Regions from separate parts of the Mus musculus genome. Here region 2 is linked to region 1. The links are chromatin loops, found by intact Hi-C in ENCODE. Cell type or tissue: left cerebral cortex. All regions are shown on one strand.

Region 1 (5,000 bases):
TACAGAGTCCCTCGGAGGCCGGAAGCATTAGATCCCCCACAGAACTGGATCTTTCCAGACAGCCGGTATATTTTTTTACCCGAGTCATCTCTCTGGACTATTCTCCCTTCTATTTTTGCATCCTTGGCTTTTTTTTTCTTCTTCACTGTTCTTTTCACAATGTTTAATTAATACTTAAGGTTTCTGCCATGAGTGATAAATTCCAGCATTCAGTAATTAATCTATTAAAATGTATGGAATCAGCTGAGGTGGTGGCAAACTCTAATCCCAGCACTCAGGAGACAGAGGCAGGCAGATCTCCGAGTTCAAGGCCATCCTGTTTAAAGAGCGAGTTCCAGGAGAGTCAGAGCTACACAGAGAAATCTTTCTGTTGTGAAAAACAACAGAACAAAACCAAAAATGAATAGAATCATGTCTTGTTTGTTTGTTTGTTTTGTGTTTTTTGAGGCAGGGTTTCTCTGTGTAGCCCTGGCTGGCCTTGAACTCAGAAATCCACCTGCCTCTGCCTCCCAAGTGCTGGGATTAAAGGCGAGCGGCACCACACCCGGTTTTGTCATTTTTATTTTTTTAATGGACTATGATACCCTTTTTATTTTATTTTATTTTTAATGTATGTGAGTATACTGGGCCATCTCTCTAGCCTTTACATTTAATTTTTGCCATAGCACTATGCTATAGATGTTTTAATACTAATTTCACAAACAAGATAACTAAGGCCCATTGTGAAGTAGCAGATTTTTTTTTTAAGATTTATTTATTTTATGCATATGGGTACGCTGTAGCCGTCTTCAGACACACCAGAAGAGGGCATTGGATCCCATTACAGATGGTTGTGAGCCACCATGTGGTTGCTGGGAATTGAACTGAGGACCTATGGAAGAGCAGTCAGTGCTCTTAACCACTGAGCTATCTCTTCAGTCCTAAAGTAGCAAATCTTAACTCACTTTAAGTGCTATATTGTTTAGATAGGGGTCTCACTTTATAGCTCTAATTGGCCTGGAACTTAAGAGTGTGCTAGGATTAAAGGCATGCTCCACCACACCCAGCACGAAGCAGATATAAAGAACTCTTGGCCTTTTCCGAGGGAGGCGTATACCTATAATCCCACCAGTCACTCTGGAGGCAGAGGCAGGCAGAACTCTAGAGTTCTAGGTCAACTTGGTCTACATACAGAATTCCTGGCCATCCAAGAATACATAGAAAGTCTTCTTTAAACATAGCTACCTGGAATGCTTGGGGCAAAAGGAGTTTTCAGGCATAATATATGAAATAAAATCCTTCAGAGTGGAGCCTGAAAGTCTGCTTTTCTAAGTAGCACCCCAGGTTATATTAATATAAAGAATGCACTAGCAACGTTTGAGAAACTTTTGTTTTCTTGGGTTTTTTGACCTAGCTGTTCTGAAACTTGCTCTGTAGACCAGGCTGTCCCCAATCTTACGGAGATCCTCTTGCCTCTGCTTTGAGTACTGAGACTAAAATTGTTGGACAGTGAGAGATGAGTTTCAAAGAAACAAATTTGATACCAGGTGGTGGTTTCCCACACCTTTAATCCCAACACTTGGGAGGCAGAGGCACCTACCTCCACTCTCCGAGTTCAAGACCAGCCTGGTCTACAGATGGCGTTTCAGTACAGCCAGGGCTACATAGAGAAACTGTCAAAAACCAATCCAACCAACCAACCAAGCAACTAAAACCCCCAAAGGGTAGTATTAGGAACTTGCATAATGCATTAAATAACAGCTAACCTGAGAGATCCCTGTATAAATTACATTCTCTTCCCTTGATCAGAGATTCGTGATCAGAAGCGATGCAATTTGGAGAAAATACTATAGGGTGCTCTAGGATATGTCTTAAGGAACCCAAGATTAACAATCACTTCTTGAACAAGCAGGGTTTTTTTTTTTGTTTATAGGAATAACAGTACGTTTGTGCATCATTTATTAATTGACTGGGCGCCTTCTCTCAGTCAGCATTTCCTGAGGACAGCAGTAAGAAGCCTTCCAGGCTAATCTAATCCTGAGCTCTGAATAGCCATTCCGATCTGGGGCGAGCGCGTGAGGGCTGCGCCGGCTCCAGCCAGCAGAGGGCGCGCTCGCACCCTCCGCGCGGGCCTCGGGACCCAGTGGCTTGCTGTCGCCTGGGTTGCTCCCGAGCACGCCCCCGCCCGCCGCGTCACGTGACGCCGCCACGGACCCTGAGGTGCGGGCCCTAAGCCGAGATAAAGTCGTTGCCGGCGGCCCAAGCGGGTGCAAGCCCAGCGGCAGAAGCGAAGGCGAGCTGGGGAGGCCCGAGGAAGTGGCTACTACCTCTTCCCGGTCTGGTCGGCTCCCGGTCCCTTCCCACCATTCGCCGCTCGCGTCTCCTCAAGCGTTTGCATGCGCTCTCTCGCGTGGGCAGGCCGGGGTGACCATGTAGCTGGAAAGCCCGAGGAAGCACGGCTGCCCGGGACGAGCTCGGCGCTGACGGCACGCCGCTCCGGCGTCCCCCGCATCCCCCGCCGCGGCCTGCGGGGTCCTGCTGGGAACCCCGGCCTCTCGAGGAGGCCTGGCCCCGAGCGCCGCCAAGTCTCGCCCCGTCTCGCGAGAGTCCAAGTTGAGAACATGGCGACGTCTAATCTGTTAAAGGTAAGTCCCCCCGGCTGCAGCCGGGCTTTTGCCCGGCCATCGATGCGCTCGGCTCCCGGGGAAGGACCGGGCTCCGTGGGAGCGGCAAGATGTGTATGAGGAGAGCGGTTCGGGGTTGTCCACCGGAATGAGCCGGGGTGGCTGTTGCCCGAGCACCCCGACGCCGGGCCCTGGCCTCGGGGGTCCAGAGGACCTGGTGGGTTCCTCCCGCCGGCTCACCGACTCGCAGCGATGCTTTCAAGGGACCAACCCCGGCTGGGAGCGAGAGCAGTGTCGCTGGGCCGCACCAACCCATCATTGTGACTCTTGGGGCCCGTCCCTTCTGAATGGAGTGTCAAAGACATAATAGGGGAAAAAAATCCCAGCAAAATGCTGCCTAGCAGGTTTCAATGGCTGGTCCCCCCATGCTCCCCCAACCCCATTCCTTAATTTCTGTTCGCACTCTGCAGGAACTGTGAGTTAGACAGCAGTGCCTGCCTGCCACTTCACCTCTTTCCTCCCTTCTCTGAATGTCACACCTTCCCACCAGTTCTCTCACGCCTGGCCGTCTATTTCCACCTTTTCTCTGTCCCTTGAGGAACTGTCTCCCAATCCTGACCTCCCTTATAGGACATCGATGGCACCCGATCAAGTGCTGCTGTCCATCCTTTTAGGGTGTAGAAAAGTTTTCATTTAAAGAAAGCATTGAAAAGTTGTAAATGCCAGGAGAGTCCCAGGGCGAGCAGGTTATGTAGAATCATCTCTAAAAAAATGAGGATTGAGGAAGACAATTGAGGCGAGTTTGTGTTTTTTAGTAAGAATTCTGACCTGAACTTACTAACTGAAATATGGGACTAGTGATTACCTGAGGGGACATAAACACTATGTTCGCAGGCTGTGTGAATTAATAATAATAATAATAGATAATAATAGATAATGCTCCCTCCCCCCTAAAAAAGGGTCTCATTGGACCCGTCTTGCCAGAACTTGCTGTGTAACCTAGCTGGCCTTGAAGTCACAGAAATCCATTGTCTACACTGAGGCTGAGGGGAATGAAAAGGCCTACCTGACCCAGCTAGGAGTAAAGATAACTAGGATGATTTTTAAAGCTCTGCATTCCAATATGGTAGCACATACCTTTAGTCCCAACGCTCTTTTTTTTTTTTTTTTAAGATTTATTTAAGTATATGAGTACACTGTAGCTGTACAGATGGTTGTGAGCCACCATGTGGTTGCTGGGATTTGATCTCAGGACCTAGGAAGAGCAGTTAGTGCTCTTAACCACTGAGCCATCTCACCAGCCCTAGTCCCAACATTTTTGAAGCTGAGGCAGGCTGATCTCTGAATCCAGGCCAGTCAGGGCTGTCATTAGAGCCTGACTCAAAGCAAGAGAGAAAAAGAAGTACTGTAACTTCATGACAATATACTGGAAAGACCAGTAACCAACTGAGTGAAGTCAGATGCCAGAAATAGGAATTTTCAAAAAGATCTTTGTAGCTTTACCTGATCTTGGTACTCACTGTGTAGACCAGGCTGCTCTTGAACTTAAGAGAGGATTCTGGGTGTTCCCCACAAGGCCTGGCTGATAGTCTGATTTTCTATAGCTAGTACTGTTGTAATATGAAGGACATAATAAACAGACATTTGATTCTGTTATCTCTACATTGTCAAACATTTACCTATTTTAGTTGTTGGAACTTTTGGGGAGAGGGATTCCAAATACTCATATTTTGAAAAGTACTAATCATAAAATGGGGAGACTGAAGTTTGTCTTTGGAATATGTGAGGACCAGCCAGGGTCTGTCTATGATTTAATATATGGGATTATTAAATTCAGGGCTGTTACTACCTTGAGTAGCTATAGAGCTTACTGGGGAGTGGCCAAATTAGCATATTTTTTGTTGGACTAGTATATTGGCTTATTTGAGAAATGCCTTGGACTTATGCAAGTAGATTTTACCAAAGAGAGAATTAGCATGTCCATCGGTCAGACAAGAGTAGTGTGAGTCAGTCCCAGATCTACCAGCTGTACCTGACACATGCTGAATAATGAGCCCGAGCCCCTTCAGGGGGAAAATCTCAGCTTGCTTGTGACTTCCAGAAAGGTGGTTTTTTTGTTTTGTCTCATTTGTTTGGGGTTAGGTTGTTTTGTTTTTATAGTTGACAGAATTCAGAGAAATAACTACTAGTACATTTGAGAAAATAAGATTAGAAACTTTATGAAATTTCTAAGAATCTGATGCAATAAGATCTGCTTTTATATTGGCATTTTATTTTATTTGGGATCATGTTTTCTGGTTAGATCAAGTGAACTGTCAATTGGATTTTGGCAATTTTTTGAGTATGTAGTGCATATTTGACAATACAGTTTGCAACTGGTTGAATCTTCTGACTCCG
Region 2 (5,000 bases), 310 kb before region 1:
GCCCAATCTAGTCTTGCTAAAGAAAGAAACCTTTGGGTGGGGAAATTCTTAGTCAAATAGATTCCTAAAGAGAATGTTCAATAAGTGATGCTATCAAGGAGTATGTCACTATCCCAGAAAGACCTGAGTTCTGTGTTACTAAGGGTGAGTCAGCACTGAGCCTGAGGAGATGACAGAACACAACAGCTTCTAATTCTGCCCCAGCCTCTTCAGCTCTCCTCTGTGACTCTGCATACAGATCCTCCTCTGTGGACTCTTTATGCATTATTTGTAAAAGATAATTCACATGGTCTCAATCTCTTCGCTGTTGATTGCATGGTAAACTTTTGATCAAGTTTGGGGTTTTATGGGTTTTTTTGTTTGTTTGTTTTGTCTGTTTGTTTTTCCTGAGACAAGGTCTAACTAAATATATAACCCTGGAACTCTCTATGTAGAACAGGCTGGCCACCAACCCATAGCAATCTGGCTGCTTCGGCCTTCCAGGTGCTGGGTGTAAAGGTGTGCATCACACTTGGCTGCTGCTTCCTTCCTTCCTTCCTTCCTTCCTTCCTTCCTTCTTTCCTTCCTTTCTTCTTCTTCTTCTTCTTCTTCTTCTTCTTCTTCTTCTTCTTCTTCTTCTTCTTCTTCTTCTTCTTCTTCTTCTTCTCCTCCTCCTCCTCCTCCTCCTCCTCCTCCTTCTCCTTCCCCTTCTCCTTCTCCTCCTTCTCCTTCTCCTTCTTCTTCCTCTTCTTCCTCTTCTTCTTCTTTCTTCTTCTTCTTCTTTTCTAAATCCAAAAGTAACTCAAAACCCAGAAGAAAAAAAAGTAAATTTGTGGCTAATGGAAAAATCCATAGACCAGGCAAGGGCCAAGTTAAGTGTCATGATTGTGGAATTTATTCCACGGTTACTAGGAAGACCTGTTAAAAAGAATGTGGTCGGAAGGCCCAGCATTCCTGTAGTCGGTAAACTCACTGAGGATCCCCCACCCACTAGTCATCTGCTAAGTTCTTTAATAAAAAGATGAATGAGATCTAACCCTGGAGGTGCCCACATTATACAGTGTCAAAGTGGTTAGTCATTAGTCATCATGGACACCCATAATCAAACAAGCTTCAGGAGAGCTGGTTCTTAAGCTCAGACAACAACAGGATCGAGCGAAATACTTACACAATCCAGACAGCAGGAAGGTGCAATGAGTCAAATGATATATTTTGGAGAATAACTATTTCTGTAAATACAGATAATACATGAGAAGAGACTCATGAGATTTGGGAATCTCGGTTGACTTTGGCCATTTAACAAATACTGTTCCTCCAATTAGATAATAGATACAATACAACTGCTCTGTCTCCCACAACACACGCCTCCTACTCATTACTTGGGATGGCAAGTTCTTCCTACAAATAATTTGAGATTAGAACAGTTTTAGCTGATGGAATCAAATGAAAGGGGGAAAAAATCAATGGTTTAACAACAGACTAGCAAGGACCCACACATTTTGGTTAGCCTGAGGCCATTATTAATATTATTATCCATTGTTTCAGAGATAAGTCAAGTCTCGGTAGATTCATTTGATGGGTAACACAAAGTCAAAAACAACTTGACCTTTATTCTTGATAATACTCTCCATTTTAGGTATTTGTTGCCTTTCTCTGGTTTTGTGATTGTTATTGGACTCACTATGTAGACCAAGCTGCCCTCAAATTCAGGAAATCCACCTGCCTCTGCTTCCCAAGTGCTGCCGCCATTCTGGCTTGCCTGTCGTTTTCAACAGATTGTAAATTCTCTGAGGAGAAAAACCTGTCTGTCTTATTTGTTGTTGTTTTCTCAGCACATTGTTCCGTGCCTGCACAAAACAGTTGGCTTGGTTGTTTGACCTTCTTATACAGCAGTAACCAACTCTACTATGTGACAGCAGCGTGTCCAGATGATCTCTGACAGCCAGGCATTAACTTGTATTGCAGCCACGTTTCAGAGAAGGTAACATTGATCACAGAGAGTGAGTAGGTCGTCATGAAGGGGAACGGAAAGGGTAAGGTAAACCAGAAGATCGGAACACCACGAGCAAAATCAAAGCCTTTTGAAGAAGTCAGTTTCCCTGTGTTGTTCGGAAACTCTTATCTATGAAGACGTTCTACATAAAACCGAAAATAGGACTGAGGAAGGGTGTGGGTGTTCGGGAGTTCAGCCATTCCACTGCAAGAAGGCAGTGTTCCCCCCAAATAATTGCAGACCAGGATATCTATAATTTATCCCATTATACTTAAACTTGTAATGAGCTGTTGTTTATGAAACCCTCGATGAAACACAGGCCTGGGCCAGGGAAGACCCACCGGGGCTCTCAGTTACACCTAATTAAAGAACTGGCTCTTTGACAACTTCACCTGACCTGTCCAAGAATCAAGAGAGGAAGGGGATGCCTGGGGGGAGTCAGAACACACAGGAAAGCAAGTGAGGGTTGGGTATCTGAATTGGGAGGAGGTAAAAAAACAAATAAACTAAAAACAAACTTTGCCTTCTGGATAATCCACCTCAGAGGAACTGGAGAACATTCCTTGCCCTAGATTCTTCAGGAATCCCACTGACAGGTCTTCCCAGGTTCACAACCCTGGACTTCTTTAGGGGTGGTCGACTCTGACTCCTGCACAGTTAAACTAGGCCACTGCGGCCAAGTGCGCAGTTTTAACCCTTTCTTCCCACATTCTGGCGCGGGGGCCTGAGCTCACTCCTCCCCGCCGCGCCCGCGCCCCGGGGTTCCGCGACTGAGCATGCTCAGTAGCCGCCAGCGTCTTGCTCCCAGGGAAACCTCTGCACGCCCTCCCCAGCTGCTCTCGGTCGCCTCCTCTCTGCCCGCTGCCCAGGGTGCAACCCGGCTTGCAGGGCTCCACGCGACCCAGATTCCCGCCCCGCCCCCGCCCCTCCCGCGCCCGCAGCCAGTGCGGCAGCCGCGGCCGCCTCTGTCCAGCATCCGCTCGGGGACCAGCCGCGGCGATCACGGTCGCTAGTGCGTAGCAGGAGCGAAGGCGGAGATGGAGACCACACTGTTGCGATCCCAGAGCTGCTGAGCCCACCACTGTCTCTGCTCCGGTGAGTCGCGACCCTAGAGGAGCCAAGGGTGAATGCCCTTGGAAAAAAGAGAGGTGGCAGCTGACCTGTGTGTGTAGGGTACAAAATAAATGGGGACAGTGAGGGGACGTGAATGAAAGTGCGCACTACCTGGGTGCCGGAGCGCCCGAGTCACCCAAGACTAAATCCTCTTTCTCATCGTGAGCCGGGAAATAACAACCCGCGGCGCTGCGGGTCAGCGCTGGAAGCTGTTTGCGTCCCTGGGGCGCAGGTCGCCTAGCGACTGAACGCCACTGCTGGTGCTTAGGGAGGAATCCCAAGCGGGAACAAAGAGCGGCCTGGCTGGGGCAAGTGGAGGGTCCTGGCCCCTAAGGAGCCCTCTGTCCTGCCGGTCAGGCCCCGGGGCGGTGCCAGGCGGCAGAGTGGCAGAGCTGTAAACCAGAGGTCTCTGAGCCTCCACCCTGAGCCAGGTCTGCAGGGCTGGCGAGCGCACCTCCTTCTACTCCAGGAAACTCCACTCTTGGAGCATCTCCTGGGCAGGTGCAATTGAACAGGCGGGCGGAGAGCAGCCGTGAGGAGCTGTTAAAACAGGAACAGTGGAGCGAGGTGTGCTGTTTTTCCTAGTGCCTTTATTTCCAAGTGTGGGCACCAACTGCTCCCCCTCGTCGTGTTTCTGCTCAACCTCTAAGTGGCGAGTCCGGTAACAGACCTTATGAATATTTCAGAAACGACCTCACAGACTCGCTCGCTTCAGATCAAGTTTAATGAATATGTGTGTAAGCCTTTCTGCCCCGCACAAACAGATGGAAGCCCAGGCCACTGCTTGGAGCTCTCCAAATTTCATCTCTTTCTTCCCCACCAACAGAGAAAAAGACGTCGCAAATCCCCGCAAGCCTTAGACTGGTGTCATAAATTGGGGCTGTCATTTGGAGAGACCGATTTTAGGCAGCCACCCAGGCTTTGTTCTGCATCTCAGCAGTGTGTGCATGTTGTGTCGGTCGCTTGACAACCGTCCTTAACTGCTATTGCCAATATGGTGGAAAGCAGGTAGTAGCATGCCTACATTGGAATAAACGTCATAGTTCCTTGTTGTCTTATGACAACACGGAGTAACAACAGTCTTGGTCATTCTCTCCCTAGAAGTTTCATTTGAGATCAATCTGGTTGAAATTTTGCCAAAGGCACACATTTTTGTTTTTCCTCACCCTTAGGAGATATTTCTTCTTACCCTCTCTTATGGGAAAAGATGAGTGCTTTCTCTGTAAGACATTGAGGTTAAAAACAGCAAAATAATGTTTTATTTCAGGGCACTTTTTGGATTGTAGCAGACTTACGCTTTGAACTACGTAACTCGTGTTGCGCCATCACAATTAACCAGTAAACTGACACACTGCCTAGTTGTCAGTATCCTAAGGTGGATTTACAGACAGTCAGCTCCCCCGGCCCAACCCCAGGTGTGTGGGAGACACATAGGTAATCTTGACCCATCTATAAGGAATTCTTTTGTTGGCCAAGAACTCAAGCCTTCTTGTGAAGAATAAGAGAGACAGTAATTCTCTCTTGCAAGTCTGCACACACAAGGAGGAGGCGGAGGGGCTTCAGTTTGCATACTTAGGCTTCATATTTAGGAAAGGTCCTTCCTACAGAGACCTACCGCAGTTACATCACAGGCTCCACCTCCGCCTGCCAGGCTGCTTCTCCCAGTCGGAGGTCAGTGTGTGTTGCTGTGTTCAATTAATGAAGATTTAAAAAAAAAACTGAAATGAAAATTTGCTCCTTTTCTCTATTGTGTCTTGCTGATTCAACTAAAACATATATGAATGCTAGCTTTCCAAGAGATTTTGACACCAGCGTCACATGTCTGTGCTATTGTGCTGAAAAATCATTGATAGGTGGTATTATAAAGGAATTCCATTTCTATAGAATTAACAAAATAAGGGAACTATTATGTAAC

Evidence for each region. Peaks named below come from ENCODE experiments on the same cell type or tissue, not always from the same donor. Only the 100,000 strongest peaks of a DNase experiment are listed, where the experiment ranks them.
Region 2: it touches region 1 in a loop (2.3-fold over the local background); 3 of 42 quality-filtered maps call a loop at or near these places.

The regions. Positions count from the first base shown.
Region 1 is chr9:53,664,662-53,669,661 of GRCm38, reverse strand. Cul5 (cullin 5) reads left to right here and starts at 2,155. Exons shown (of 19, transcript NM_027807.4): 1 at 2,155-2,624. The coding sequence starts at 2,601. Gm16124 (predicted gene 16124) reads right to left here and starts at 2,569. Exons shown (of 2, transcript NR_166653.1): 1 at 2,307-2,569. In left cerebral cortex, a CTCF peak has its summit at 2,080 (motif pointing right); DNase peaks (open chromatin) are centred at 2,174 and 2,513; H3K4me3 peaks cover 2,069 bases; H3K27ac peaks cover 1,568 bases.
Region 2 is chr9:53,973,092-53,978,091 of GRCm38, reverse strand. Elmod1 (ELMO/CED-12 domain containing 1) reads left to right here and starts at 2,791. Exons shown (of 11, transcript NM_177769.4): 1 at 2,791-3,067. In left cerebral cortex, a CTCF peak has its summit at 2,824; DNase peaks (open chromatin) are centred at 3,273, 3,697, 3,973, 4,659 and 2 more places; H3K4me3 peaks cover 2,848 bases; H3K27ac peaks cover 3,018 bases.